Linked DNA regions of Mus musculus: all the other regions are linked to region 1. Evidence: chromatin loops called from intact Hi-C (ENCODE). Cell type or tissue: heart. All regions are shown on one strand. Links, peaks and the distances in the headings refer to the core of each region. The heading gives the core; the rest is flanking DNA.

What was found. A loop is a pair of places that touch in the nucleus more often than their neighbours do. Peaks named below come from ENCODE experiments on the same cell type or tissue, not always from the same donor. Only the 100,000 strongest peaks of a DNase experiment are listed, where the experiment ranks them.
Region 2: a loop joins it to region 1, with 2.7 times the contacts of the local background. A loop is called at or near these places in 4 of 42 quality-filtered maps.
Region 3: it touches region 1 in a loop (4-fold over the local background); 9 of 42 quality-filtered maps call a loop at or near these places.

What each region holds. Positions count from the first base shown.
Region 1 is chr14:46,876,022-46,886,687 of GRCm38, forward strand. Samd4 (sterile alpha motif domain containing 4) reads left to right here and starts at 6,944. Exons shown (of 13, transcript NM_001037221.2): 1 at 6,944-7,147; 2 at 8,378-8,995. The coding sequence starts at 8,800. Gm34934 (a long non-coding RNA gene) reads right to left here and starts at 6,778. Exons shown (of 2, transcript XR_383407.3): 1 at 5,719-6,778; 2 at 2,939-5,150. In heart, for the core only: CTCF peaks have their summits at 5,070 (motif pointing right), 6,534 and 7,727; DNase peaks (open chromatin) are centred at 5,190, 6,630, 7,660 and 8,040; H3K4me3 peaks cover 4,090 bases; H3K27ac peaks cover 3,369 bases.
Region 2 is chr14:47,390,456-47,401,121 of GRCm38, forward strand. It overlaps Dlgap5 (DLG associated protein 5), which reads right to left. Exons shown (of 19, transcript NM_144553.2): 12 at 9,065-9,225; 13 at 7,963-8,055; 14 at 5,300-5,519; 15 at 3,682-3,862; 16 at 1,267-1,324; 17 at 1-207. Among named protein-coding and RNA genes, the nearest start is that of Lgals3, 22 kb to the left of the region's middle. In heart, for the core only: a CTCF peak has its summit at 5,997 (motif pointing left); a DNase peak (open chromatin) is centred at 5,856.
Region 3 is chr14:46,949,982-46,960,647 of GRCm38, forward strand. All of the region lies in intron 2 of Samd4 (sterile alpha motif domain containing 4), which reads left to right. It overlaps Gm52120 (a long non-coding RNA gene), which reads left to right. Exons shown (of 2, transcript XR_003951144.1): 2 at 1-8,190. Mir378c (microRNA 378c) reads right to left here and starts at 4,947; the gene lies at 4,849-4,947. In heart, for the core only: a CTCF peak has its summit at 5,692 (motif pointing left); no DNase peak of the experiment used is centred there; H3K27ac peaks cover 2,624 bases.

The DNA.
Region 1 (10,666 bases), core at 956-8,955:
TGACACATTATGAGATGTTCCGCTGTAAAAATTATAATTAATGCTTCACACATTTGTTTATTTTTAAGAAGTGTGAATCTATCTGCATTTGTCTTGGAGACTGAGCCTCATTTGCTTGTATTTTCCTGAATTTGGTTAGCATTATCAGTTAATTGGCTTGAATTATATTGTTTACAAATCTGTCAAAAAAAAGACAGTGTATTTAAGTCTTTGACGGGAAAACAGAGTCAAGCTTTCTCATCTGACTCTATTCCAGGGAAGATGCTCAGTGCTTTCTTCATGGGATGTGCAGCCTCGCACGCTGACTGCCTGCTCTCTTCAACTCTCCGAGCCAGGGGCTGGAGACAGCAGAGAGGAAGGACTGAGGGGCTGATGTGTGTTCCAACTCGGGGCACTATGCTAAACCAGCCATAGAAGACAAATATTGTTCCATTCCACTTATATGAGATGTCTGGTGTGTTCGGGTTCATACAGGTGGAGTGCAGAAGAACTTACAAATTTGCTATGTAGTTGAAGATTTCCTGCCTTTACTTTCCAAGTGCTGCAGTTAAAATCATATACCACCCTATCTGGCTTATGTGGTGCTGAGAATTGAACCCACAGCCTTGTGGATGCTAGGGGAGCTCTCTTCCATCCCAGCGACATTCCTAGCTCACATTATTATTTCTACACATACACATGCACACAACAGTTCTTTTCTTTTTTGAGATGATTTCACTACAGAGGTCTAACTGGATTGGAGCTTGCTATATAGACTTTCTGGCCTCAGACTCACAGAGGTCTGCCTGCCTATGCTTCTACAGTACTGTATGTGGTATATGCCTATGTATGAACGTGTGTGGAGGCCAGAGATCAATGTTGGGGTCCCCTTATGTGCATTTCCCCTTATTTTCCTGCCCAGAGTCTCTCTTTGACCCTAAAGCTCACAATTGGCAGAGGCTGGCTGACCAGGGAGACTCCCTGAGATCCTCCTGCTTTTGCCTCTCTGGGCTGGAATTACAAACAAACATGCTTGCACCCAGCTTCTCAACGTGGTGCTAGGGATCTGAACTCAGGCCTTACTTTGTCCACTGAGCCATCTCCTCTGCTCTTTAATAATACTTTCCAAGAGTAGTATGGGTACTCATTAGTGAGCTGGTGTGTGCATTTGTTGGTGTACCTATATGAGTAGTCTTGAGGTTGATGTAGGTGTCTTTTCTCAATTACTTCCATATTTATTTCTTGAGACAAACACCATGCTCTCTCAACCTCACCTCAGCATGAACATCCCTTAATGGAGATGTTCTCTAGAGCCACAGGGGCATTGGTACATTTAACGAAACCAAGAACAAAGTCAATACAAGCTAGTTTTCGGCCTGTGCTCAGTTTCCCACCTGTCCCCCAAATGTCTTCTTTAGCTATTTTTGCAAATCTGAATGCAATAAAAAAGTACACTCTGCCTATGGTTGCTATGTGCCTTTTGTCTCTTTTAATTTACTATTCTTCTAGGTCAGCTATCTTGGAGCCTGTCCCTGTTTCTGGAGTTGTCTGGTTTTTCTTCAGTTGCATTCAACATTAAAACAAACACACACACCCACTGTGCTCTGTATTGTGCTCTTCTCTCCATTCCATACATATCCACCATTGCACACATATCCACCATTGCACACATATCCACCATTGCACACATATCCACCATTGCACACATAATCCACCATTGCACACATATCCACAATCACACACATATCCACTGTTGCACACATATCCACCATTGCACACATATCCACTGTTGCACACATATCCACCATTGCACACATATCCATAATCACACATATATCACCATTGCACATATACCCACTATCGCACACATATACACTAATGCACACATATTTCTGATGGAGAAAGACAAATTTGTTAGCTCCTCTTAACTCCATTCACCTTCTTTCAAGCAATCTTAATTAATGACAGTATTTTCTAGGCATCATTGTAAGCAATGTAGATGTACTGAGGAATTTATTAGTCATAATGGCACTGAGGCTGGGTTATTACCAATAAAGCTGGGGCTCAGGTTGGGAAATGACTTAGGGCTTACAGAAAAATGAATCTCATTATAGCAGTTTTCAAGAATATGTCTTGGTTGTTCCTTTTCTTCTCCTCTTCTTGGCCCTCCTATCTCCCTTGGGCTCCCCCTCCATCCCTAATTCCTTTACACTTCCATGGTACAAATGACATTTGTATCTTTCTGAGACTAGCTCACCTTACTCAATATGATCCTTTTCAGTTACAACACTTATTTCTGTAAATTTCATCGCTTCAGTTTTCTTGACAACTGAGTAACATTCCCTTGTGCGTATATGTCATGCTCTCCTTACCCAGTCATCATTGAGGGACAGCTAGGCTGGCTCCATTCCCATGCTATTGTGAACAGAACAGCAGAACACATGGGTGTGTGGGTATCTCAGTGGCAGATACAGTATTTTGGGAGAAGCTCAGGAGTAGGGAAGCTGGGTCACACACTAGTTACCTCTTACCCACTTTGAAGGACCTGCCCCCCCCCAGTCTGATTTCCATAGTCGCTGCACTAGTTAATACCCTACCAGCAGTGGATACATCCTCACACTCTGCAGCCTTTCCAGCCAGCACTTGTCAGTTGCTTCCCTGATCACAGCCATTCTGCTGGAGTGAGAAGGAATCTCAGAGTGCTTTTGAATTTTCCTGACACAAATAGAAGAACCGTTTCTTTAAAAATGTTCAACCTCCTTACCCATTAGAGCTGACTTTCTTAATCACAAAAATAGAACTGTAAGATAGATTTTGGAGCATAAAATTTCCAGGCCATTGTATAGCATTGGCCTATTCCTATTGAATCTCTTACTGTAAGGATTTCTAAATGTTGAAAAGTTGGAACATTAGCTGGCAAACACTCAGTACCCATCCTACCCTTGATACTCTGGCTATATTTGTTCACATGTTAATTTACTTATATGCACCTCGAGGTGTCCATTAATCTGTTGCATTTGGAAGCACTGTTCTCAAATATAATTTACTTTCAAAAACATGTGCACTGAGGTAGACATTTGAAGGTTTACTGACCCATGATTCTATTCTGTTCTTGCTATTTCAAATGATGCTGAAATAAACATTTTTTTGTCTATCTTATACTTTAATACTGTTTGTCTTACACTAATAGTGCTTTTACTTTAGAAGAGTTCTAAAAATTGTATTACCAGGTCATCCAGAAAGGGATATTCCTAACTTAGAGACCATGGGATGGCTTGCTGCTGACACTCAGTTGCAAGATGGAGGAGGGCCTTTGCTCGCCTTGTCTTACCTACTGCCAAAATGAATGTGGACTTAAAACACACAAACATGGACTTCTCCAGAAACCATATGGATACAAACAATATCTATACATCCACGTCTTACTGGCTGTCAGCTATGTTTAAAATTTTGTCCATCTCGGCTAAAGCAATTCATTCCATTAACACTAGCTCAGACTCAGAAGGTAACAGAACCATGGTGGCTTTCTTCATTTCCTGTCAGAAGGCCTGCCTCTTTTGGGCTTTCTCAACTCTGAATCTTGCCTCAACATGACCCACTTGATACTGCATATGCGTGAGTGTGTGTTTAGTGTGTGTGTGTATGCATCTGTACATGTATATCACAAATACACTTCGGGCTTTCAGTTAGAGAGTCAAAAGATCACTGCTTCTCCTACCTTCCAATCCCTCTGTGACCAGCATAATGCTCTATATTTGATAAGTGCTTCTTGTTGAATGAATTAGTAGATCTATTGAAAAGGAGCCCAAAGAGGCAGAAAATGCTCAAAACCTAGTCTTTATATGCCAACCTGAAGAATCTGAAATGTAAATGTTGTCTGGACTGTCAAGGAAGCTAAGAGCTGAGGGGGGGAGCCTGGGTCCTGACCGTAGGAAGAGACGGTAGGAAGAAGCCCAAGGGGCTCAGCATCTGTTGCTGGGAGGGGCAGACCTAAGGTTTACAGTGCAGTGCTCCCTTCTCCTCTGTGGTGCTAGGAATCCAGTGCAGGGCCTTCAGGCTGTGGGACAGCGCTCTACATGAACATCATCACTGCAAGTCTTAAGGACATCTAACTTGGGGACGGCAGTCGTGAGCGCATGCAGCATGTTGTGTTTTCATTTCTAAGCTTATTGTAGAAAAGAGAGAAACAAGACAACCATCCTCAGAAGCCCTACCTTGTTAGGGAAGAAATCACACCTTACGGTAATATCACACATTTTTATATGCCATATACAATGAATATTGAATATTTATATTTTCTTAATATATTAAATAATTACAAACGTTGAGGAATGTAGATTTCGTTCATATAATTCTTTATATGGTAAATACTCCTCTGTCATATAAGCTTCCATGTTGGATGAAGATTGCCATCTGTCTTTAGCATTCCTTCTTGAGGACCCAGCACAGAATAAGTGTCCCATACATACTCATTGAATGGTTGGGTGAAAAGTGACCATATAATTTATGCAGAGATTTGCAAATGTTTTCCAATTCATGAAATAGACAGCTCTAATGCTTCTATAAATTTATCTGATGTGGGTACTCCCCCACCCCCCCACCCCCACGTTGTGTGTCTTATGTTTTTCTCACCCTATTTTTAAAGACAGTCTTTCTCTAACTTTGCAGCACACTGTCTTGGCTAGGCGGGCTTCCGGGAGGCTTCTGGAAGTAGACGTGGGCACTGTGGAGTCACACTGTCTCTCAAGCTTGCAAAAGGTGCTTTACTTACTGGGCTGTCTGGTAATTTATCTTACTTCTTCTAGAAGCGTCATCGAAATGACATAAACGTAGGCTCTTCGGGGATACCTACTATAATAAAACAATAGTCAGAAATCCTCTTCTGCCCTTGTAAGTATGGAGCTGACCCTTTTGGAATCAATCATCGTTCAAACACCTGAACATTTTAGTTGTTTTCCAGGGATATTATTTGCTAAGCAAACACCAAGAGAAGCAAAAAATGCAAAATCATGCTGAACAGCAAGACTTCAAAGATGAACTAAGTATGACACTGGTCCCTAGGTCAAAGGCTGCCGTCAGAACCACGCTTCTCCCGTAGGTGGCACTATCTTCTTTCGTCGCCTTGCTTGCAACTTTACTCCCGTCTGCCTGGGCCCTCTGCCTTACTAGCCCTGTTTTAAGTAGCAGAAGACAATAATTACGTTATTGGTGTATCTTTGGTTTTCTTTATCAATAACAACAACAGTCCATTGGGGTACGTCTAAAAACCTTGGCTGAGTTAGCACCGCGTGGTCCCATCTCTCAGTGTCTTCCCCATTTCCTGGCAGAAGTACTACCAAGGAATAGCTGGGGGTTGGGGGGGGGCGGGGACTCTATAAAGCTGTCCTGCTTCTTTGATAATAATAATTTAAAAAAAAATCAAAAGTCAAACACTGACTCCGGGACTAGTGTTTCCTAAATAGAGCAAACTATTCATCAAGTTATGCGGATACCTCCCCTAGGTGGTTAATAATGAACTTTAAAAACTTCACACACTCGGTTGTGATGGAAACATTGGCAAAACATTGTGCCTCCCCACAAGCCCTTTCACTACCCTAAGAGATGGGAGGTGTTGTCACACTGACAGGACCTACACGAGACAGACATGAAATCCGAGGAGCAGGGTAGAAGAAAGGATTGGAAATCCAGATGCTAGTGTGGGAGCTGAAAGGTGGAGGAATAAGGCCTTGGACACTTTACCTTTAAAACTGTGCTAGCTAGAGCAGGGCAGACCCACGTTTGCTTTTCCAGCTCTCGTTTATAAATGCTCCCAAGTCTCTGGAAAACAAATTCGAAGGCTCGGTGTTTCTTCTGAAACAGGCTGGATTTTGGCCAGTCCCTTTGTGACCGTTCGCATTAGAAGATGCAGAAATGTCTAGGCTTTAGGGTATTTTTAGTCAACCCTTCTTTTGGGTAATTGACCCATGCAAGCATTTTATAGTAGGCGACCTAGAGCTTCCAGCGACAAATCCCGGCCCAGCCTCTGGCCCCGCCCTCTGCAGGCACAGGTGAAAGCCGCGTCCCCCAAACTCCGTGGTGCTGACAGGTGGTCTCGCCACGCCTCCCCGTCGCCCAGGGCGCCTGGGGCCACAGCTCCAGGCCACAAGCCACAGCCGCGCGCCAAGCATAGCTTGAGATCAGGCTCCCGAAGTCCGCCTCCTCCTCTCGGGAAAGCGAGGCCTGAGGCGGGTATGGAGGACTGCAAAAATAAAGGGCATCCAGCGCCGGACTTGGGCTGAGGGTGATCGACCAGGCTCTGCTTGCTTCTCCTAGACAAGGGCCTCGTGGAGCACCGCGGCCAGACACATCTAGCCCTGCGCGTTGTGCCCTTCGCCGCCCTCTGCTACTTCATGCGTCCCAGACCCCAGGAATCCGTCCAAGCCCCCAGAGACAGTGACTCCGGGTGTTTACGGTCTACACCAGTCAGTCACCCACGGGACCAGTCAGCCACCCACAGGTCCCAGGCCAAAGGGTCACTGGACCTGGGGAGCCACATTCCCAAGGGCGAGCGGCGGGTGGCAGCACCGTTCTCGCTCCAGTCCAGCTCCGTTGGGATTCACTCCTGTCCCAGCTCCGGAGGCTCCGGTGCCCTGGCCGTTGTAGAACACGCGGGTGGCAGCCGAGAGGAATTCACCCGGACCCCTCCCCTTCCCCAAACTTCTGTGTTTCTCTACGCAGATCTTCCAATCTGCGCTCTTCCGCTCCTCCCACTTGGCTCCCTCCTCCTCTATGGCCCGGGCTTAGGAATCCGTCCCTCCCCCCAACCCGCCGCCCGCCGGGCCCGGGGATCCTCCCCCCCTCCCCCGACTCCCCCGCGTGCCGCCGCCGCCGCCCGGGTTCCTCTCCCCCCGCTCGGGCGCTCCCTGCCAAGCCCATGATGTAATGGTGTATGTTAATCAGTAGCATGTGGGGAGCTCCGGGCGGCTCAGTCCTTCGCGAGCCGACACTGGAGGCAGCAGTGGCGGCAGCGATAGCGCCCCGAACCCGCAGCGCTGCCCTCTCCGCGCGCCGCCAGCCCCGACGGCATGGCCCGCAGCCCGCGCTCCGAGCGCCCCCAACCCCACTGATTGCTGCTACGGCCCCGGACCCGCGCGCAGGGCCCCGAGCCGCAGGGATGAGCTGCGTGGAGGTGAGCGTCCCTTCTGCTGTCCCGGGCGAGGCACCCAGTGGTTCCTCCGACCCTTTCCCGGGGGCTTCGCTCTTCTACCCAGAAGTTCTGGGTGTCAGATGCTGGAAGCGAGCGGCCCCCAGAGGGTCCGGCGCTTAGTCTCTGCTCGCCTCGCCACGGGAGCTGAGATGGGACGATAGAGCCCCTAAACCTAACTTTTCTTCTTTGAGGTCCTTGGGGGGCGTGTGCGGAAGGGAGGAATCTGCATTTCCCTCGGGGTCCGCCCTGCCGCCTGGGAAAGCCGTGATACGGGCTCCCGCGGTCCCTGCGTAAGGCGTGCGCCCCCAACCGCATCGCCTTGGGCCTGGGACCGGAGGGCGAGGACACTCCGGCCCGCAGGCGGCGGCGGGGACCGGGGGCAGGATGCCTAAATCACACGCGCGCGCACACACATCTGATGGTCGTGGGTCAAGCAGGCCCAGGGAAACCTCCCGGGTGGGCTGGCGCGGCGCTGGGGAGTGAGGGCTCTGACTGAGCCGCGCCGAGCTTTGGATAGGGAGAGTTTATTTTTGTCTCGAGCTGTCGCTGCGGCTGCTCACGGCCTAAATCCAGAGGGGAGCCTGGCGGCGGAGATGCTGGCTGTTGCTGTAGATGGAGCTGCAGCCGTACGGCTGCTTCTCCGGGAGGAGGAGGAGGAGGGAGGAGGGAGGGAAGGAATAGGAGGGAAGGAATAGGAGGAGGAGGGAGGAGGAGGAGGAGGGGGAGGAGGAGGAGGAGGAGGAGGAGGAGGAGGAGGAGGAGGAGGAGGAGGAGGAGGAGGCTGGAACCCTGGTTGCCTCTGACACCGCCTCTGCTTTGCATTAGCCCCCACCCCACCCCCGCGCCCCTTCACAGCCGCATTGCAAGTTTTCAGCGCGGGGAGGATCTGTTGCTGGTGCTGGCGTTCGCAGACACAGCCCCAGAGGCCACTCCGGGTGGGGTGTGCAGGGAGCACTTGCGGGTCACAGCCGCAGCAACAGGAAGCCGCGGGGTCTCCTCCCGCACCTGGGAAGGAAGTGTGCAATAGCTCAGCTCGCGCATCCGAGTGTGGAGAGGCCGGCTGGAATTTAGGGGACTTCCCTTCGCGGGACACCCCTTCCCCCAGCCTTGGCTTCCACACACCCCCTACCGAGCTCCCTCTCACTCCCGGATCCCCCTAGACGCTCCAGTCCGCGTGCCGAGGTCTCACTGCAGCTTTTTCTGTCCTTTCAGTAGTGATTGCCGCTTGGGAATGCGGGTGTGAAGGGTCCGAGCTGCCGCCCAGCGGGGAGGAGACCCCAGGACGCCGGAAATCACCATCCTGAAGCTACGAGAAAAGGGGAAGGAGCGATCTTCATTCAGTTTTGTGCCTTGCGAGGGATTTACATTTTTAATCGCTATTTTTTTTTTTTAAAATATCTCCGCGCTACTGTCTGTCATCGTCTCTGGAGAATCAACCAGAACCACCAGAACGTAACTGAACCGATAGAGAGAGGAGAGCAAGGCAGGAGCAGAGTCAGTACCTGCAGCGCCCGGGCACCGGAGACCTTGGAACCAGAACGTGTCTCGGGAGGCCACGGGGCTGCGGCTCCGCCAAACTTTGGGGCGGGCAGGAGCGCCAAGGGGCTTCGTAGACGGAGGGCGGCCCCCTAACCATGATGTTTCGCGACCAGGTCGGGGTGCTGGCGGGCTGGTTTAAGGGCTGGAACGAGTGCGAGCAGACTGTTGCACTGCTGTCGCTGCTCAAGCGCGTAAGCCAGACCCAGGCCCGCTTCCTTCAGCTCTGCCTGGAGCACTCGCTGGCCGACTGCGCCGAGCTGCACGTCCTGGAAGGAGAGGCCAACAGCCCGGGTAAGTGCGCGGCCGTGGATCCCGCGGCTCCCCGGGAATCCAGTCTCCCCGCCTCCAGCCCGGGCTCCGCCCCCGCCCCCCCCCCCCCGGCCTCCACCCGCGGGGACCTGGTCCTCACTGGCCCCGGGGCTCTGAGCATCTGCGTCGGACCCGACCCTTCTTCACTTCCCCTGTCCGCTTTGGGGCTTTGACCATTGTGAACTCCTTAGTCCATTCCGTGTTGTAGCTACGGTAGCATGAATGATTGATTTTTCTCTCCTGCGCTTTCCTTGGAAATAAGTAAGTCAGGTCACGTAGAGTCTGGATTTTCTGCCACCCCCCCCCCCCCTTTCGGGTAACGTGGCTCGCTGGCTTTCAGCAATACACCAGGAAGCTCAGGACTGCCCCTTCAGTCACTGAGCTCAGACAGGCTGTAAGAATACCTGAAAATGCAATTTTATTATTCATTCTCCTTCAACCCCCACGGATAGCACTGTTTTAGAGGTTTGTCTTCCGAATAATATGTAGGTGACGCTATAGACTGTTAAAATGACATTTGCAGCATGGCTGTGATGTGGCTACACTTACTGGTCATGACGTTGTCCGCATTGATAAGAGATCTTGTGGGAAGACCAGGCATGGATTGGGCTCCACAGCGTGTGGCTTTTGTTAGGAAACTTTAAGAAATTGTTTATTAGTAACCTTTTAGTATTTATAGTCAAAGCAACCACTACAGAAAGTAAATACAGTGGGAACGTTTCCAGCGGTTTGACATCTGCCATTATGGGTGGTGACAGACTCAAATTGTAAGGGGAGACTGGAGATGGGGGGGGCGATGTGGGAGAACCTGGCGATTTGTTGCGGGGGAGGCAGGGAAATTCTTTGGTTCTTGCTGCTGCGAGAGGGTGAACAGAGCCCCCAGTGTTTATGCAGAGTAAAGAAGGCAGGCTCCTCTTCCAGCTGTTCCATGTTAGCTGTGAGTCTGCAAGACTCCCAAGGGCTGGGTTGCCATTTGTTGACAAGGTCCAGTCCAGGACAGTGGGGACTGGAGGCTGCTGAAGTGAGTGAGCCTTCAGGACAGCAGAGGAGGGCCCGTGGCTTCCTCATTCCTCCAGCCTGATACAGCGCTTATGATGCGGACACACCAGAATGGGATGTTTCCTTATATAGACTCCTAGGGTACAAATGGAACTAGAAATCCTGCAGGCTTTTTCCTGACTGCGTCCAAAGGATCCTGAGCAGCCAAGTATGGAGGGTCATGCTGAGGGGACTCCACTGAGCCCCAGCCAGGCAGCCCAGGCCAGCTACTCAGAAGGGCACAGTGGCTGGGCCCCCTTGCTGAAGCTTGAGTGCCACATTTATAAATAGCTGAAGGCCAGCCTCCTTCCTCAGGGTGTAACTGATGCTCTGCTTGCTTTGCTTCTGTCCTGATGTCAAAGCATAGCTTTTCACCTGCTTAAACTCCCTTCCTTGGATTTGACCAACAGGATTATGTAAACTTTTCCTTTTGTAGAAAGTCATTTATGTCCAATGCTTTGACTCCAAGGAGCCCTGGGTCTGGTTAAACTAACAATAATTTGTTTTATGTTACTCAGATGTTGACCCAACATTTCTTCCCTTTGAATAGTGGAGAGGATTTCCCCACCCCCAATACAGTAGCTATCACATCAGTAAGCAAATCAATTAAAAGTA
Region 2 (10,666 bases), core at 1,494-9,493, 510 kb after region 1:
CTCAGCTTCTTCTTGTGAGGTGTTGCTCTGTGAGGAGGTATTTGTCTCAGGGTTGCTCATCAGCAAATCCTGGGAGGTGACTGCAGAGCTCGCTCCTTCCACAGCTGAGATTGCTTCTTTTTGATTGGTATTAGCATCACCAGCAGGAAGAGGCAAATTCGTTTCAACAGAGAAACAATCCATCTTGACATTTATTTTATTTACATCCTAGAGGCAAAAAGTAGTGCTCATTATATAATGTGCTCATTATAGATTCCAATCACCCATAAAGTGGGCATTACAAGGCCAAGAAGTGGGAGTAGGTGAGAAGGGGAGTGTGTTGGGGGGGAGGGTATGGGGGACTTTTGGGATAGCATTTGAAATGTAAATGAAGAAAATACCTAGTAAAAAAGTTAAAAAAAAAAAGTGGGCATTATAGATTCCAATCACTCGTAATTGGAACAAATGAAAAAAGTTTTACTGCTATTAAATATATGAAAAGCAGAAGGCTGACATAGTAAGAAATATATAAAGCATGCAAGACAGCACTCAGGGGGCAGAGGCAGGCAGAGCTCTCTGAGCTTGAGGTCAGCTTGGTCTACAGAGCAAGTTCCAGGACAGCCAGAGCTACTCAGGAAAACCCTATCTGGAAAAAAACAAAACAGAGAGTCTAAGGAACAGCCCGAGCTTCACTGTCTGGCTTCAGGCCACCTGTACATCATAAACAACACAGTAATGAAGACAACCTTTTCTGCAAGCGCCACACTCAGCTCAGAGACTGGCACACAGTTTCAGAAAGAGAAGGTCAATTACAAGAGCAAACTGGACCTGGTGTTACCCAGGACTCTGGGGTAAAAAGGTTCCAGTACACAGATGAGTATAGCTATTGTTATCATTACGTTTGGTTATAAAAAATAAAGGCCAGGGCAAGAGATGGTTCAGTGGTTAAGAGCACTGGCTGCTCTTCCCAGCACCCACACAGCAGTTCACAACCTTCTGTAATTCCAGGAGACTATGCACATAGTGCATAGATATACATGCAGGCAAAACACACATAAATAAAATAACTCTTAAAGAACTTTAAAGAGGCCAAAGATCGTGGATTCTCTAATTCTCTGGTTCTGCAGACATTTTGATGTGGCCTGAAGAATACAAAGAGAACATGGCTGCAAACAACCTGAGGGACATGCAAACGAGGACGACTCTGCCTGTAGTGTCTCCAGTAAGCGCCTGACATAAACAGATGACACCCTTGGCTACCTACCACTACCTTGCAATAGGACTTACATGCTCTATGTCACTTGAATCTTGCTCTCCAGGACAGGGGGTGTCTTCTACGTGGCACCTGAAACAAGCAGTGGTATTATACAGCAATCATGAAACATCACAATCATCCGACCTGTGCTGTCCATCCTGCATGGAGACCACTAGTTTGCATAACGGGGCTGAACACAGAGCCTGACCCAGGAGCCGTTGATCCATACAGACTAGACAGCTATTGTATGATGGCCACACAGATGATGTCCTTTTGTCCTGGAAGCTCACAGGCCCCTTCCTTTGCCAATCACTCAGTCTAATACCGTTCCACCTGCAATGTTGAATCTCAGCTAGATCCAGAGCCACATAACCAGAACAGGCCAGGGTGAGGCCAAGTCCTGAAGCAAAGCGGCTCAGTAATTGTGTAGGCAGCTTTGCTGTGCTCTGTGTGACAGGTTGGCTTCTCAATGTTCCTGCCTCAGCTTCCTAAGTGCTGGAACTACAAATGAGCTACCATGCCAGCAAGTTGGCTACGTTTACTTGATAGCATCATTAAATATATTCTAATCATAAATGTAAGTAGACACTAGATCTGAGTATGTGTGTGCCCACAAACACAGAGGCAGAACAAATATAAATGAAGATGTGATTGAAAAGAAGAACACAGTACAGGGCTGGCAGAGTGCTTGCCCAGAATGTGAAGGCTCTGTGTTCAATCCCAGGACCACCAAAAACCAAAACCATGAAGATGACACAAACAAACCCACTTAATTTGTATGTTAATAAAAAACAAATTGAGACAATGCATCTGTCATAATCTCTCCTAGGTAAAGGAGCTGCCACCAAGCCTGATCTGAGCTCAGCCCTGGAACTCACTCGAATGTTAGGAGGAGAGAACTGATTGCTGAAAGCCGCCCTCTGGCTTCCACACACGCCACAGCACCCATGCGTGAATCTACACATTCAAAGTAACTAAACAGAATGAAATTTTACTTCTTCACGTTTGTTTTAAAAATATTCTCTTCCAGAGAGATGAGTTTTTGCTTTTACAGAGGACGAGAGTTTGGTTCCCATATTGGTCAACTTACAATTGCTTGTAAGTCAGGCTCCAGGAAATCTGAAGTCCTCCTCTGCCCCTGCATGGACCCACACACGTGTAGCGCACACACATAAATAAAAGTGAATCTTAAACATCAACTTATTGTAAAGTTGGTTTTGTTTTTTTTTTTTCTTTTCCCAGTCAGGGTCTCTCTGTGTAGCCCAGGCTGTCCTGGAACTCACTTTGTAGACCAGGCTGGCCTCGAACTCAGAGATTCACCTGCTTTTGTCTTCCAGGTACTGGGATTAAAGTTATGCACCACCACTGCCTGGTTCAAAGTTGTTTTAAGATGCCTTCTGGTAAACGTTTGCAAATGAACATTAAAAAAGCTGTGTGTGTGTGTGTGTGTGTGTGAAGGCCACAGGCTTGCAAAACAAGTGACCCACTGAGCTATCTTGCTGGCCCCAGTAACAATATGACTCAACTGCTATTACAGGTCTTCTTAATATAGATAATAAACTATAAATTATATAAAGTCTAATAATAAATTATACAAAGTATGATAATAAATTGATATCTTACAAAACAGATTTTTATAATACCAAAAGCATTTTTGAGGCCCTAAAGGATGAAAATGCTTTTGGCATATATCAAAAGTTTAAAAAGACATTATAGTGCTGGGATTAAAGGCGTGCGCCACCATTGCCCGGCTAACATTTTTCAAACTTCAGGTTAATAACAAGTCCAACATCTTCTCCAGACATCAGATTACAATTTCCTACTTGTTTAAGGTTCCTCTTCCCCCTCAGATGAGCTGCACACTTATCTATGAGCCACCGGAAGGACAGCTTAGGTTATGCTGATGCAATTGTGTAGAGAATGGATCAGTTTGAGCAACTACAAGCTAAACTTCATTAAGATACCACTTAAGTTTCTCTCCCCGTCCCTGGCAGGGCTACTCTAAGGGTTGGCTAGCTAATGACCTAAAGCGATGTCTAGGTTGTCTGCACACACTGGGCACTTTCTCTCACCAGAGGATACCACACTGCTTCTCTCCCTTGTACTGCACGGTACACTTCTGCCAATTGCATCAGGACCACTTACCAACTTCAGTCCTGGTGCTTTAAGACAGGCAGTGTTGCTAAAGCTGGCTCCAAACTGCTGGCGAAATAATCCTTCCACCTCAGCCCCTGAGTGGCTATGATTACCAACACTAGAGTTGGTTCCAACCTGAAATCTGAAGTCTGTTTCCTTAGAAAAGAGGAAGCCTTGCCCACATGTTACAGGGTTACATGTGAAGTTTAATTAGAAACATACGGCTGATATATATACTTTACCAGCTTAACCATATGGAACGATAGCTCACGTCAATACCACTAAACTCACAGTACACATGAAAGAGATACCTGCTTTCAAGACCATCTGAAAACGTCCGATCAACATGCTCGCTCTTGCTGCTCTGAGGGTCCGGCTTCTTCAGTGGCATCTTCTGTCTCAGAAGGTCCCCTGCAGCCCTGCCCTCAGGCACAACTTTGCTGGCAGACAGAGGTGTTCCAAATCTTTGAGAACGACGTTCAGAAGACAGGACTGGAAATAAGAAGAACAAGCCCCATAGCAAGTCTTTCCGGCCAGTCTCTGTTCAGAGAGGAGGCACAGAGCCTGCTCTTGTCAACATCTGTTACTGTCCAGTACCAGGGGCTTTGTGGGACAAGAGGATCGTCACGTTAGCCCGTGCTTAGCTTTCATATGCCATGCCTATGATGCAAAAGGCTGCCGAGAGGCTCAGTTGTTAAGGACACTGGCTGTTCTCCCGGAGGAGCCAGGTTTGGTTCCCAGCACCTAGTGATATTTCACGACAGCTCTAACTCCAGGTCCCGGGGATCTGATATTCTCCTCTGACTTCCACAGGCATCAGGCACACACGTGGTGTGGACAAAGTGTAGGTAAAGGTACATAAAATCAAACTAAAACTTAGAAAGAAAGACGAAGAGGTGCACCTCTACAGGAAGAATGTTTTAGAAGGTATAATGTAAATTAGCAAGTGGGCTATCCCTAGCTAACGCAGGCAACAAGTGCTTGGGTCAAGAGCGTTGACTCAGAGGAGTGGCGGCGCACACCTTTATCTCAGCACTTAGGAAGAGGTAAGAGATCTCTGTGAGTTTGACGCCAGCCTGGTCTATATAGTGACCAGCAAGGGCCACACAGAGAAACCCCGAGTCAAAAGAGAGTCTTTCCTGGTAAGTTGAGACATCAGCTGTATCCTGCTGTAGATGGTTACCAAACACCGCTGAAACATAGGCTAGTCATGGGAACAGGGGAACAAGAAAGCATTACAGATAAACTGCTGAGATACTCGGCTTCCTCCAACATGGCACTTGAGCAGCTGCTGCCAGAACCACAGTCCTAGCAGGAGGTAAGAGAATGACCTCACGTGGGTAGCGTACAGGAGACTGTTGAATACAGGGATGCGCAGTGGGGGCTGGTGGCACAAGCCCGACACCACATCCTCTCCAGAGGCTCAGACAGCAAGCTACAGGCCTGTGTGAGTCCAAGGACAGCCTGGGAAACTTAGCCAAGCCTTGTCTAAAAAGAGAGGATTTCAGAAAAGGAGGCTATGTCTGGAGGGACAAGTGCTTGCTAACCATATGTCAAGCTGAGTTTGCCCCCAAGGATCTCAAACACAGCAGCACAGATGACTCCCTCAACCCCCGTGCAGAAGGGCATGGCTGAGGGAAGTGTGATGGCTCAGGTCTGCTTCCTCTGCATTGTACCCCTAGCCCAGCTTGTCTCGGAACCTCACAGACAGACTGGCACTGCATGGCAGAGACAGCTATGGCATCACTTGGAGAACAGGCACAAGCCCGCACTCGTCTCAATATTTGATGTGCACGCAGGCTTGCCAGCACAGAACCCACTTCTAGCCATCAGCGTGTGGGCTCTTTCATGGGAAAGTCACTCTCCACCATTCACTCCAGCCCCCAGTTGGCCCAAACACCGCTCTTCAGTCTCAGCAAAGCTACAAACCTGAGAATGACTTCACTGGGCTCTCGATTCTGAAAAACCCAGCATCAAACACTATTTTGTCAACTTCCTTTGTGTTCTCCGGAGCTGCTGCGTGGGCCTGCACTTCCTGCTGTGGCCTGCCTTTCATTGCATTCTTTATGGCTGCAAGGCGACTCCTAGCTGCCGCTCGTCCGTCGTCATCCTGCTTTGCTTTGCTTGTTCTACCGGGCACAATTTTTTTCTGCAAGGAGAAATAGTAATTAAAGGTATGTTCATTACCACCTTCTCCTGTTCCTGTGGTACTGAGGACTGACCCCAGAGCCCTCCCTGTGCATACCAGGAAATCGTTCTTCCACTGAAGTTAAGTCCGTAGCCCTTTTAACTTTTATTCTGAGACAGGGTCTCACTATGTTGTCCCCCATGGCTTGAATGCACACCTGTTTCAGCTCAGGACCAGCTGATATTAAGGGGACATCATCCCACCGACTGAGCACCACCTTGTGGCGTCTGATGGTGTGGATGAAAACGACCCCCATAGGCTCATGCGTGGGAATGGCTGGTCCCCAGTCAGAACTGTTAAGGCAGAATTAGAGGTGGCCCTGCTGAAGTAGGTATGCCCTTGTTGGAGGAGGTGGGGATGGGGGCTGGTGGATGAGGTTTCATAAAGTTCTCTCCAAACAACCAAACAATGTAGAAGGAGAGACATCTGGTGGTCACAGGCAGAATTACAATTCTTATATGATAGAGACACTGATAAATTACTTTGAGAGCTAAACACACAATTAAGAAATACCCACAGTATGTCAGGAGCAAGTCTGTAATCCCAGCATCCTGGAAGCTGAGGCAGGAGGATTCTGCTAAGCCTGTCCCTGCGCCCCCAGCATAGCTGTAGCCATTTTGTTCCATGCCCACCAGCTATTTCATATTGTTGCCTGCCAGTCATTGACACAGAAAATACCAGACCCAGACTGGGGGGCATGCTTCCCACAGAACCTGTCATGGTGCTGAATGTTATAAGGCTTGCTAATCTTAGATCCCACAGCTGTAAGCTTCACAAAGGACCCATCAAATCAAAGATCAATATCAACTGTTATGTTTAAAATGGCTTGAGTCAGGGCTGACCACCGGGCAGCCCTTCAGCACCTGCGCATGAACTCACTGTGGTTTCAGCCTCTATAAGCTGGCCCTGAGAAATGTCCAGTGCACAGCTTTGAGCTGTTGCCCTGGTTGATCGGTCTCAGGGTATGTGTTCAATAAACCATCCTTGTTTAACTGAGATCAATATTCGCCTGGTTTATGGGGTGACTCCTGGACCCCAACAGATTCTATGTTTGAATTCAGGCTGGGATATTTAGTAAGACCCATCCCAAAAAACAATTATCATTATACTAGCCATTTTTTATAAATAACATCCTTTACCATTAAAGAAGATGTAAAGTGTGTTCAACGATCTGACCATTCTTCTCAGATCTTTGTACTGTGATCTCATTGAGAGGAAATAATAAAGTTTATTTTACTGAGACAGAATCAGAGCAGCTTTGTTTGCATAACATAGTATAAAGTGTCAGAAGGAGACTGACCGTTTGATAAACGTCCATTTGAGGTGTACGATGGACTTCAGAACGCTCTTTAAGTTATGTGTACATGGGTGTTTATGTGTGAGACTGTGCATGAGTGCAGGTGTCCTGTCCCCAGAGTCCAGAAGAGAGTATCAAGGCCCTAGAGCTGGAGTCATAGCCTTTGCAGGCTGCCCTGTGTGAGCTGGAGTCGCAGCCTCTGCAGGCCGCCCTGTGTGTGCAACAGAGAGCAGCTCTTGAACCCAAGTGGATTCTTATTAGATTAAAAAGCATGATTTACAGGAAAAATAGAAAACCTCATAAGCACAGTGAAGAAATACATAACGTCTCTCACTCCACAGTCTGTCCCACAAGAAGCTTGCATGATCTGCCCACTAAGAGCATGGGCTCTGGAATGAGGAACCCTGGAATGAAAGCCTTGGGCAAATGATTTCATCTTTGGAGTTTTGGAATTTTCAATCATAAACTGTGACTATAGCACCCAACCAACTGGACTGCTATAAAGCTTAACATGTGACTATCTAGAGTTTAGCATAAACAAAACACAAATTATCTACTGCTATTGCAATCACAAGCAAATACATAAACATAGGAGGTGTGTTCTGGTTGTGTATAACAGAGTCTTGCTATATAGTCCTTGCTGTCCTGATACTTGCTATGTAGCCCACGCTGGTCTTGAACCCTGCCCAGCCTCCCTAGAGCTGGTATTACAAGGCTGCCACAAACATATGTCAACACGGGTCCAACTCTCAGAATAAACCAAACACATGCACATCCACCCACTGTCTAGGAGCATAAGTCACCGAGGTACCCCAAGTCTACTACTCATCTGTGACTTTCTTCTCTTTGGAAGGACACGTCTTACATTTTGTGTTGAGTATATCCTTGCTCCCTTGCCCCCACGGCAATCAGAATGTAATAAGCAATATATGAATTCAGTCTGTGAAGCGTCAGAGTTTCTGTAACAGAAGTGAAGAGCCAATGCCTCCAGCTTGCCCTCTGCCCCTCACCTGCTGCCCCTCACGGCACAAGCACCCACCCACGTAAATAACGACATTCTTAGAAACAAACCAGAGCAGAATCTGTGCTAGGGATGCACAAACCTACCCGGAGGACTTTTTTGCTTGGATTATTGCTGTCTTTCCATCCTGACGCCTCAAGTTTGATCAGGTTGTTGAATTTCTGGTTCACATCATCGACCTGGTGATAAAAGCCCGAGTTTGTGCAATTAGTGCTATGTCAAAATTGCTACTTTAGGACTCTAAAATGAATGACCATGTCAAATAAACAGAAAATGGTGATCCAGAACTGGTTAGTTATTAAACTTAAAGGCCTGTGTATGGGGATTTATGTGTAGAGTGGTGGTGGTGGTGTCGGGAGTTGGAGGAGGGAGAGGGAGAGGGAGAGAGAGAGGAGACTCACATGAACCCAGGAAAACCCACAACTTGCTATATTGTCCAAGAAAATACTTGGAACTCCCAATCTTGCAGCCTCCACCTCCCAGATGCTGTTTAAGTCACTGTAAATTGTGTGTTCAAGTGCCTGCCTGGCACAGGGAAAGCCCCAAGTCAGGTCCTCAGCAACTCACACACACACCAGAGAGCATGAGATTCCCTGGCATTTGCACGTAACCTATGTATATCCTTCTCTACAGTAGAAAGCACCTGAATATTGTTAATAATTCTGAATTCTGAATGCAACTTCTATAGACTTAGTTTCCCGGGGTGAGGGGACTAAAGGTGTATGCTGCCACACACAACTGACTGCTTGCTCTGTTTTCCTTCCTTCCAGACTGATTTTATCTTACGTGTATATGTTATATGTGTGTGACTGCGTGGCCCACTTGAGTATGGATGCTGTAAGACGGAGTCAGATTCTATGTTCCTCTGTGTGGCCCTGGCTGTCTGCAAGTGTAGACCAGGCTGGCCTCAAGCTGGGATTTGGCACCATGTGTGCCACCACGCCCTGCTTGACTCTGCCTTTCAGTCATCTCTAACTACAATGCCCAGCATAGGACAGGAATTCCTAACTTCACTGGCTCACTCCTCACACACACCATTATCACAGACTCTGACAGCATAGGGGAGAAGGCAGTGAAGCTGACATGGGGTGTCCTGAGAGCTCACCCCTTACACCATAAGTAGCTGAACTACTGTCATCCCATTTACCGATGTCAGAAGCAGATGTGGGCAGCACACCTGACACATACCTGAAAACTAACCATATCCCAGAATCCATCCAGATCTGTGCAGGTCGTCTCCTTTTCACCCCGTTTATACTCGCAGTTGTCCACCAGTCCTTCAAACTGTCTGAATCTCTCCTTGATAAGGAGTCTTGTTTGACCAACCGTTGTACGGATAAGACCTTTAGCTAAAGAAGTTAAGAAATGAAAACGGGCCTTTATAGCAAGCCAGACAACTGAGTCTTAACCTCTAATACCCTCGAGCTCGCAGAATCAAATTCTTACAGCAAAACAAAAATGACTACCCAAAAAAAACTTAATCATAAATACTGAGCACAAGAGGGTGACAAGATGGCTCAGCAAGTAAAAACACTGACTGCTCTTCCGGAGGTCCTGAGTTCAAATCCCAGCAACCACATGGTGACTCACAACCATCTGTAATGAGATCTGACTCCCTCTTCTGGGGTGTCTGAAGACAGCTACAGTGTACTTATTTATAATAATAAATAAATCTTTGGGCCAGAGCAAGCGGGATTGACCGGAGCGAGCAGAGGTCCTGAATTCAATTCCCAACAACCACATGAAGGCTCACAACCATCAGTACAGCTACAGCGTAGTTATATACATAGAACAAATAAATAAATCTTAAAAAAAATAAAATAAATGCTGTGCTTTTAAAAAAAACAAACAACTGAGCATGAGGACCTTGCTTCAAGATGCAGTAACAGTCAGCAGTGTCCGTGCTCAGCCATCCACGGCTCCACAATGAGCATGATTCCCTCCCCTTGTACTTTATGAGACTTCAACCTCACAGTCAAGTTATCCAAGGACCTTGTACTGGTAACTTTTTATAAATAGCCTCTCCAAATAAACGGGACTAAGGACCTTTGCCAAAATTTGTTTTCATACTGATTTACATAATTATAACTCAGAATATACACACTCACACACACACATATACACATACACACATACATACACACACAAATATATATTTTTCTTGTTTTGTTTTTCTATTTTTGAGTAAGGGTTCCTATGTGTAGCCCTAGCTGTCCTGGAACTTGCTCTGTAGAGCAGGCTGGCCTTGAATTCATGATCCACCTGCCTCTGCCTTCTGAACACTGAGATTAAAGGAATTCCAGATAACACTGCTATATGTAAGGTCACATTAAGAAAACAAAATATATAAAGGTTGTGTACTTCTCTAGCATAGAACTATTAGGGGAGCCGGGCAGTGGTGGCACATGCCTTTAATCCCAGCACTTGGGAGGCAGAGGCAGGCAGATTTCTTTGTTCGAGGCCAGCCTGGTCTACAGAGTTGAGTTCCAGGACATTCAGGGCTACACAGAGAAATCCTGTCTCAAAAAAAAACAAAAACAAAAAACAAAGGGGCTGGTGAGATGGCTCAGTGGGTAAGAGCACCCGACTGCTCTTCCAAAGGTCCAGAGTTCAAATCCCAGCAACCACATGGTGGCTCACAACCATCTGTAACAAGATCTGGCGCCCTCTTCTGGAGTGTCTGAAGACAGCTACAGTATACTTACATATAATAAATAAATAAATCTTAAAAAAAGAAAGAAAGAAAGAAAGAAATATTAGGGGGCATATGTTAAACAGCCCTTGGCATTT
Region 3 (10,666 bases), core at 1,412-9,411, 74 kb after region 1:
CTGACACTTTCGGTGGAAAATGGCCATGTTCTGGATAGGATCTCCCTGGAAGGCAGGCATCAGACTTTCCTAGGACTGAATACAGGGTGTGAGCGAAACAGTTAAGAATTACTCCCCAGATCTTTAGCCTGGACAACTAGAGGGGTGAAGATTTCATCAACGGAGACCAAGGGCCTGGGGTGAAGTTCAGAAAAGCAGTCTGGGCATATTGTCGTGGATGGTAGTTACATTGCCAAGGCCATATGTTGACTAGGCAGCTGGATATGCAAGTCTGGAGTTCAAGGGAGAGTGACCATGGTAGGTAAATAAATCTGAGAATTATTTGTCTGTAACCATCTATATGACGAAAGACCACATGAGCTCACGAGGGGACTGAGGACTGATAGATCAGAGATAAGGACGGGAGCTGAGTTGTGGACTTAAGAGGCAGGAAGAGGTATAGGGATTATCAGGCGTTGCCAGTGCTGGCACGAAGCCAGGGCGCACAGAATACCTGAAGCCTAGAAAGAATGTGGAAAGGGAGCCATAGCTTGTGAGTTGAGGGGTGGTCAGGCTCCTCCTGTCACCCAGAGAGATACTGAGGATCAGCACTGGGGTGGCAGTGCAGAGGAGTGGAGAGAGAGGCCCCAAGGTCCCAAAGAGTGCAGCATCCACTTCCTCCCTTAGAGAAGGACGCCTCTCCTTCCAGTTGTCCTGCTTCTCCAGGCACGGAGAAAGGAGCAGGCTGGAAATAGCACTTTGAGTGACACAGCGATGTGTCTCTGACCCTTCTGTGACACTAGTTACATTAAACCAGTCCTAAATGGCCCTTTGGGACTCCCAAGCAGATAAGATTTCTTTCTCTTTTGTTTCATGTGCCACTCAGGACCTCTTGAATTCTTGCAGTTTTTATTAAGGATTTCTTATCCACCAATAAGCAACACTCAGACCCCACAACCCCTGTGGTAATGGATTGCACGGTTATTTAAGGATGGTCTCAGGCACCAGCGTGGACCAGTCATTGCCCAAAGCCTCCACCTTATTAAGCACTTGCCAAATGGCCGGCTCCTGTTCTTCCTTCCTTCCTGGAAGCCTTCTCAATCCCCAAAGCTATTTTTGTAGCAAAGAGATTATGACAACATATGGAGGCCTCACTCTGCTCCCCCAGAGCACAACAAAGTCTTGTCTTTGCTTCAGCCAGCCACTTGGTGAATGCCACAGGCTTTGGGCAACTGTGAGTCCTCGTGATTTGTGGGACTTTACCAGAGAGCCACAGCACACACGGCAGCTGGTCTGAAGAACATACTAACCTGATGTTTCCCGTTCGTGTGGGGCATGGAATCTTCTCCATTTGTCAAGCAGAGTTGGTCCTGTCAATCCCACAAATCCCTGGGTGTATTCACATCTCTGCCTCGAACAAAGGCAGTACAATCCTAGAAGATTGGCGTTCTGTGAGCAGCTCAACGCAGTGAGGGTTGTTGAAGACTTTTAGCGTTAAATATATTCTCTCTTTTCAAATAAACATAAAAGGAAAGGAAAAGTTGTGATGAATTGTCAGCTCTCGGTTTAAAATCGGACTCATCTGTAAGCAAAACATTATCATTCTTTGAGCAACAAGCAAATCTGAGTAAGCGATTGCCAGTCATTTATTACAGTGTTCTCTACCGTCTCAGGATAGAGCACACGGCGAGTTATAGCAGAATCCCCAAACTAATTTATATCATCATGGCAACTAGTTGTAATAATTTCCAGCCAGGCTCGAAATTGAAAAGTTCATTTTGTTGTCTGGATCCATGGCCGTTCCACGAGAGCAGACACTTGGCAGCTCAATTTTTAAACGTTGTTGAAGAAAAATCCCTCCCTGTGCCGATCAGGTTGTTTTGGCTTTGGGAAACTTAGTGCTTTCTAAAGAAAATCTGACCATGTTCAAGTTTCTTCACCTTAGGGCACAGAAGTCCTCTCTCTTGTCTTATTGTGGGTCTGAAGGCTCCAGATTCACTAAGCTCGAGGACACAGCCAGTTAGATTTGTGACCCCTACCCCTCAGTGCTAACAGACCCCGGCACGTTAATACCTCCTGCCTCTTGTTTCTTCATCTCTGTTACTGAAAAATGGCCTTCGTTGTAAATCTGCTGATGAGATTATGTGAGATTATGCTTTACCACTCCCATCTGCAGGCTTGATCATGGGGGGAAATATGATGTAGGTTAACTCAGAAGGACACCTCAGCATGCGTTTCTCATCTGCATCCTCTACCCCCCTTAATGCATCTTACACATCACCTACGAAGGTTTCAGGTCAGGGGTGAAAGGGCCAGATGAGGTCTAGGAGGGTGGTCAGCTACCTGTGTAGGGACACTCTTCATGGCCACCATCAGTTGGGCCACATAAAGCAGCAGTGGCCAACACCTCCCTTTATGGCTGGTTGTTAGTCGGCTTTGATTGAGTGTGTATCTTTTGCTCAGGGATTTCAAACTAACCAGCACACTCACTCTGCTGCTTGCCTATCTCAATGAGATGTCCTGAGCAACAGCTGCGGGTAGGGTGTGTGTGTGTGTGTGTGTGTGTGTGTGTGTGTGTGTGTGTGTGTGTGTGATGAGCAATAGTTGAAACACACATATACTCACACCCTTGCTGCTGGTTCCTGATTCTTCTTTATCTGGCTTCTCAACAAGGAAGGACATTGAAAGATCTGACATTCTGGTATTGACTTTCCCTTTAAAATACTAGATCCTTAGAATTCCTTTTCAACAGACTGTGTCTGGCCAGAAAGTCTACATGAATTGAAGAATTGAAGCAAAATATTTGTATTTGACTGAAAATATATATAACTTTGGGATTTTGTTTGCAACATGTTTTCAGTCCAATATCTGAAGACGTGATACTGGAGCCACGCCAGGGAAGGGTCGTTCCTGTTACTGCTCCTCCAGGGGAACAAACCAAACATATCACCACTGTTTTTTCTTTCCCTGGAAACTTACAACCTACCCCCAGCACTTGACAACTTGGTATTTGTTCTGGGGATTTCCATCTGCACTCTGGTTTTGTGACTTCATTTTTGCAACCATAGAGATTGGTGGCTAGCCTGTGAAGTATCTTACCTATGTTTGGGATGTCAGGGGTCCTTGTTAACATTGGTGCTTTTATCAGACAGTCCTGTATGGGACCCTCCCACGGATGTTGCCTGTTCCCTATGGAAAGAGCCTCTTTCCTGCATGTAGATGGTTTTGGCTTACCTAGGGAGAAGCTGGCAGTCTTGTTTGCAGACTTTCGTTTTTCATCAGCAGTCCGGTGGTGACAGTGAGCCCTAGCTGTTTCTTCCAGTCACTGGCTCACAGGAATGGTGCTGAATGCTTAGAGGTAGCACAGAGCTTCAGGGATTGCAGGAGCTTCACCAATGTGCCCTCACTCTAGCCCTCCATTGTCACAGCAGTAGGTCTTACCTCATGGTTGATTAGTGTGCTTGGTGCCTTGGGGCAGGCTGTGGGGGACAATGCCATGGCGTGTCTGCACCAATTTCTCAACAATTACATTTTCAACTGCCTACTGCCCCCTTCCACATAGGTGACTTCATTTTTGTCTCCACTACAAAGAATTCCTCTCACAATAGGATTCTTGCAGGTTTCTTCTCCTCCTCTAGTGTTTCCCTTGCTCTCACCCTGCCTCTCTGCACTCTTTCAGTCTTGGTGAATAAAGGGTCCTCCCCCCCCCCCTTTTTTTTACTTCCTAAGACTTTTATCATCTGAGACAATGATCTCTTCAAAAGAAAGTACATGCTGAGGAAATCCCCCTTGATGAGGGCTGGGAATCCCAGCCTTTGCTTGCTTTCCTGCCTGTGGGCTCTGTGGCATTATTCACTCACAGTTATCTTTAGGATGGACCAGACAGTGTGCGTAGGGCTTGGTTGTGGGCTCTGTTGGTAAAGCTCTAGCTATGCGGCCATGAAAATCTGTCTTTGAACCCTTGGAACCCAGGTAAAGGTTAGTGTAGTAGTGTATATCTAATCCCGGTGTTCGTGTGTCAAGGAGGAAGGTGGAAACAGGAGAACCCCGGCAACCTCCAGGTCCAGGTAGCCTGGGAGACACAGTGGTGAATAAAGGAGAGCCCCTGTCTCAAACAGGGTGGAAAAGGTCAGGGCTAACACCTGGGGCTGTCTTAGGGCCTTCACATGCAGGCCAGTTCTCTCTCTGTCTCCCAGGAACCTTTTTTTTTCACATGCACACAAGAGACAATTCATGGAAAGTTCTCAAAATAATGCCAGATATGCCATAGTCACCCAGTAATGGCTCCATCACCAGTGTCCCTTTCATCACCAATGTTTCCAAGAAGATACCGGGTCTATAAGCAAGATCCTCCTGTGTCTTTATGCTACCGTTTCATAGATCACAACCCGTATCTCCACTGAGACACATCTAATGCAATACTGATTTCTTCTTTTTGTTTTTCCCCTTCAGTACTTGGGATTAAACCCAGTCTTTGTGTTGTTAGGCAAACACTACCACTACGCTGCCCCCTCCCAGTCCCCTCTCCCCATTTAGGGTCTCTCTAAGTTACTTAGGCTAGATTTGAACTCACTCTAGCTCAGGCTAGCCTTTAACTTGAAATCCTTTTGCTTCAGTCTCTGTAGTAGTTGAGGCTACAGGCCTGCATCACTCAGGCTCAGGATCCCTTCTACAGGATAGTCTTTTTATGCTTTCTTTTCTGTTTTTTTTTTTAACTACACTCATGAGTTTTTTGAAAGCAGTGTTACAGAGTTTTTGTTTTGTTTTGTTTTGTTTGTTTTGTTTTGTTTTGTTTTGTTTCTTGCATTGAATCCATATAACAACAGCCCTACGAGGCACTGGCTCTTCTCCACTTATATTTGAAAACCTTCCAGATCAGATAGACTACATGTTGGGTTTAACACACCCAACTAATGAGAGGCTAGCCCAGTCCTCAAACCCAAGGCTTCTGACTCCAAGTCCAGTATAGTTTTGTTTTGGTTTTCTATGTGGGGTCGTGGGTGTGTACATGTATGTGTGCACATGGTTCGTGTGCGTGTGTGTGCATGCATATGTGTACATGTGTGTGTGTGTCCCCCTCCCCAGTAGACAATCAATCTTCTGAGATTTTACCAAAAAGTCAACAAGTTCTAAGTTCCCCAAATGGTAGATATTAATTCTGAGTCTCTCTCTAAGAGTGTATGTCTGCTTTCCCAGGTTAGGCTTGAGTTCCCTCCTGACATCTCACTAAGGGTGGAGCCAAAGGTCATGGTAATGCAGATGAAACTCTGCTGAGGCTGGTAGTCATCCTGCAGGAGGAAGTGCAATACAAGGGCACCCTGGCTAGTGAGAACAAGCCCTCTGGGATTAAAGGGGGAGCAGGTGTTGCTGCCCTCACCCTCCAGTCACCCTGGCAATGCCTCTCCAAGGAGAGTCCTTTCTGATCCATAGGGCCCTGAAGCATCTTAAGGCCTGATCCCATATCCTCAAACAAGCCCTTGCCCCGTGACCCCCAGGTACCCTTTGCTCTCTTTGGCTCACTTATTCTGCCTTCTCGACATCTCTGAATGAAAGGGAACCACAGAAAAGGGAGCATACAGAAAGTCAGACTCCAGAAACACTTACCCTACTTGTGGAACTCCCCGAGTAAACTTGTGCTTGGTGGAAGTCAACACAAACAGTGAACATTCCATGTCAGCACTGTTGACAAAGTGTAAGCCTCACGCCCTCAACTGGCTGTGTTTTTAACTGTCCCAGTGCCACTGAGAAGGATGCTAGCACATGCTTGTCCACTATGGAAATACCAGACTTAAGCTAGAGAGTCTTCTCGGCTCAAATCTATGCAGGTGAACGCTCAGTACATTGTTATCAGCTCTCGTGACCTATTCAAAAATATTCTGGAAATGTTTTGACCATGTGCTTAACCACTTTAATTTCCAGTTAGGCTGGCCGCAGGGATTAGTGTGCTCTTGGGAGTTCTGTGGTGTTAAAAGACCGCTGGAGAAGTATGTGCGGTCAAGCATCCCAGGTATGTTTAAACCTTCAGTCCCTGCCGAGTCTGTGTGTGCCATCAAAGAATGTTTTGTTAAGCAGGTCAGAGAGATTTGATTACTTCTTGTCTGCTAAGACAAGAGTGGAAAAACTACTTCCTTTAGATTTGAAAGAGAATTAATCACAGGATTTTGTTTATTTCTTTCTGTCTCTTTTCACTTTCAGCCTAGAGAACAGGAGCCAGCCTTTGTACCAAAGAGTAGGAGAAAAGAGGGTCTTAATGGAGGCTTCGGAGGCCGCTTTACGCTGAACTGGGGACATGGTGAAGTCAGGAAGCGGCATCAAGACAAATGTCCTGGTGGCAGCTGTGGGGAAGCAATCAATGCAAGGTCACTTGTGTGACCCGGAAACTTGAGAGCTAACTACTGGGATGTGTATTTGATTGCCAGCCATAAGCTAAGGCGAAGTACAACTTTTGTGTTAGGGAACTTTGTCATTCTGACCAAGACGTCTACTTTGTCACAGACTTGTGAACACAACTCTTCTAAAACAGGAGTATCATCAGGTGTTGAAAGGATGCCATAGCTGTAATTGTGCAGTGTCTTAACTTAGATGCTGATTCATAATGGGTAAGGTTTATTGGGTACCTACTAGGTGCCAGGTAGTTGGCTACTTTCTCTGCATCAATTATTTTATTTGATCTTCAGTGCTTTACCAGCTGGGCATTATCTTTCATTGCCATGTCACGAGGGGGGAATTCAGCAGGATTCATCCCACAACTGATAACTGGAGGTGCCAGACTGGGCAGACTACATTCAAGTCTGTAATCTCATCCTACTATCTATCTGCCAACCACAGGCCAATTGTTTAGTGGGCCTGGGTGATGACACTCAACTTTGGTTCCAGTGGACTCCTGAGTTTATAAAACTGTAGTGTGTTCACGAGTACAATCCGGTTTGGGAATTGAGTGTGTGAGTGGAGTGTCGTTGCAGGAATGCAAGATGACAGGCAAGATGACATGACTTTTAACAAGGCAGGAGCAGAGATGGCCAAGAGTTGAGGTTGCCCATGGTGTCTACTGTAATGTCAATGAACCATTCCATGTGAGAATAAGGTAACATGCTGTGTGTACCACAGTGGATGCCATGTTTGCTTGAGCTGTTACCTAAAGGTTAATCTGTGTGTGACTACACGTATGTATGTATACATGTGTGTGTGCCAGTGAACATGTACAGGGAGGCTGGAAATCAACCTTGAGTGTCATTCCTCAGGTGCTGTCCACACTGGTTTCTGAGACAAAGTATTATTCAGCCTGATGACCGATTGACCAGTGATCTCCTGTCTTCCTCCCCAAAGCTGGGGTTACCAGCACACCACCATGCCTCCATCTCTGCAAAGCTGGGGTTACCAGCACACCACCATGCCTACATCTCTGCAAAGCCGGGGCTACCAGCACACCACCATGTTTCTACCTCAGGGGTCAGACTCGGGTCCTTGTGCACTTTACTCCTTAAAGACTGCTTTTTCTCCTTAGGCCCACCTGAGCTTCTTATGGGACAGTCTATGGAGTGGATACCAAGGTTAAGGACCCTCAAGTGCAGACTTAGTATTTTAAAGTTCTTTCTGGTACAGCTTTAAAAATTGTTTACAATGTCTATGAAGTTATATAAACTGTCAGACCTGAGGCTTTAAGAGACAATGAGCAAACTTGTGCTGTCCTACCCTGGCTGCCCAGACTTGAGAGTTACAGTTTCTCCTTTCTGAAACTGCCTGGCCTTCAACTTTTTAAATATATATTTTAATAGATTTATGAATGACTCCTTATGCGATCTTAATTAAAAAGAGCATAACAATCCTCTTTGGAAAAAACTTTAAATCGTGTTTTTAAGAAAGCACAAGACGTAAAATTTATGCATATCGAATTTTATTTCTCCCACTAAAAATAAATATGACACTCTTCTGGGGAATACATTTGAATTGCAAAAATATAGCTAACTGTCAACCTTAGAGATGCAACAGAGTATTAAAAAGAACTTTCATTTTGTTTTGGATCTTTCAGAAAAATGCCAAAAATAAATAAATAAATAGGCATCAAAGGCATTCCTGCTCACAAGTCCTCACATGTATGTAATCATTCGAATTTGGCAGTCCAGAGAATGAGGCTATTCTTGAGTTGTGACTGTTAGGAATATTGTGTCTTGGAGCTGGGGAGATAGATCAATAGTTAAAACACTGGTTAAAGCTGCTCTTCCAGAAGATCCAGGTCTGGTTTCCAGCACCCACATAGTGGCCCACAAGAGTCTGTAATGCTAGTCCCATGGGATATGATGCCCTCTTCTGGCCTTTGAGGGCACCAGGCACCCATAGGGTGCACAATCATGTATAGAGGCAAAGCACCCACACACACACACACACACACACACACACACGCACACACACACACACACACACACACACACACACACCCTTTAAAAAACATAGAAATGTTATGTTTTGCAAGACACCTGCAGAAAGGTCCCTGTGTCTTTCTTTTTTCTTTGTCATATAACCAGTGGTATTTCATTAATAATAATAATAAAATCAAAAGAGATTTTGAAAGAAGATAATGGAGCTTTCCTAAATTAACTGGGTTACTCTGTCCTTCATATTACCCCATCTCTTATCATAAATAAGTAATTCTCATTATAAAGGCCAAGTAAATTAGACCATATAATTTTGAGCCAAGTTTCCCTTGGGCTCCATTCTGTATGGTAGACAAAATAAGTAATCGTGAGATTCGTTTTCTTCATGCAGCCTACCTTTGGTTACCAGAGACTGATTACAAAGGTCCCATTACCTAGGATCTGATTAACATTATAAGTGATGCCATTCATTTGCACAGCAGAAAGTCAAGTCTGTGTCAAATAGACTGAACCCATTATGCGTCAGTATAGGTAAGAAGCAGTTGAAGATGTTTTCAACACCCGTCTGTCCACAGGAAGGACTAATGATGTCACTACTGGAGCTGCCTCACATATAGAGCACATGAACCTCAAAGAGAGGGCAGAACTGTACTTCCACACTGGGGCACCAGGGATCCACTGTGGGGACTGTGCATATGTGAGAGCCTGGGGCAGGAGATGATGTTCTGGTGCAGTTGGTCCCAGCTGCTGCTGCTATTGGTGTAGGCTGCACACATTGAGGACTCGGGCTCAGGGCATGTAGAAGCCATAGCAAAAAGTTGTCATATACAAATATATTTGACCCTGAACTTCAGCTATTGAAAGCAAGGAAAGATGTCCTCTCCAAAAGTGTGGAAGGCGTTGCCTATTTTCTTTTCCCATTGAGATGAACTCAGACACGTTCAGTGCAGACAAATATTCATGTGGTTTGGATTACAATCCCCTGCCCTCCAGCCCTGTTATTGTTGCAGTTCCTTGGGAGTTTTCAAAAAGACCGGCACAGTGAGCTCTACCCTCCCCATTGAGCCTCATTCCACAGACATTTCACTTTTAAAGTAAAATCACCCTTCTAGCATTTAAGGAGTGGAAACCTGTTCAACTTGCCAAGTATGGGTTCACCATTCCTGAGACAAATTTTCCAAAGGGGTGGAAAAATCTACGCTTTATATAGTAGACAGAATGGAAACGTTTGAATTCATGGTACTCTAAAACTATTTTCCAAGGTTCGATATTGAAGGCATACAGATTACAGTGCAGCTGAAGATGTTCATTTAGCCCTGTCTGGCAAGAGATTACATTTGAACTTCCTTCCCAGTGTGCTTTCGGCCTCCTCCTGTAATATTTAAGTTTATTGTTTTTATTACTCTTCAGTGTAATTGATGTACTGCCAACAGCCTCACTGACAGAAGCCATGTATAACCTATGGCTAAGTGATTTACAGATATACACTCATTTAATTATCACTATAAGAAAACTTTTTTACTTTAAGTAGAAGCTTCTACTGAGAATTCTAAAAGATTACATAGCCCCCAGGCTAATAATTGGCAGCATAGATTTAGGCCTGGAGAACTCTGAAGCCTGGACATTTCCTAATGTGTTATCATCTTTATTAAAACATGTTCTTTTGTGTTTGGCACAGAAAAGGCATAAGAGCCAAGCCAGCATTGAAGAGATCGATATTAGTTTGTAAATATTTGCACAGTAAATAAGGCTACTGAAATAAAAATTGAGTTTATGTAGCATAGGGCATACAATCTAATTTTTGCTTGAAAATTGGGGGGTGGATCTCAGGAGCTCCCTAAAATGAAAAGCTGGGGCCTAAGGAGAACAGGTTGGTTGAAGGGCTTGTCGGGCATGTGATTTACTCATTGTTGGTTCAGTTGGGGGAAGGTGGTAAGTTGTAGCACTTTCAGGAGACCTTTCCATGCTGATAGGACAGGCTAGCATAGAGGCTCATTAACCACATATAAGTAGCCAAGGTTAGCATGGCCGAGGAACGGAGGTTTTTCATCTTAAGTAGCTGGAACTTAAATAGCCACACGTGGGTAGTGGGCGCCCATATTAAACAGCACACGGCATAGAAGACAACAGGAAAGTTGAGTAACCAGAGATGGGGGGGATGGAATGGAGAGGCTGGTTGAACTTTGTGAACGATCACTCTGAATACAGTCCTGAGGAGACTGCGGTGAAGGAGATAGAAGACCTGTGAGCTCTTGTTCCTGTTGCCAGTTGAGATGATGGCTCAGACCAGAACAGTGCCTGATGTGGGGACGAGT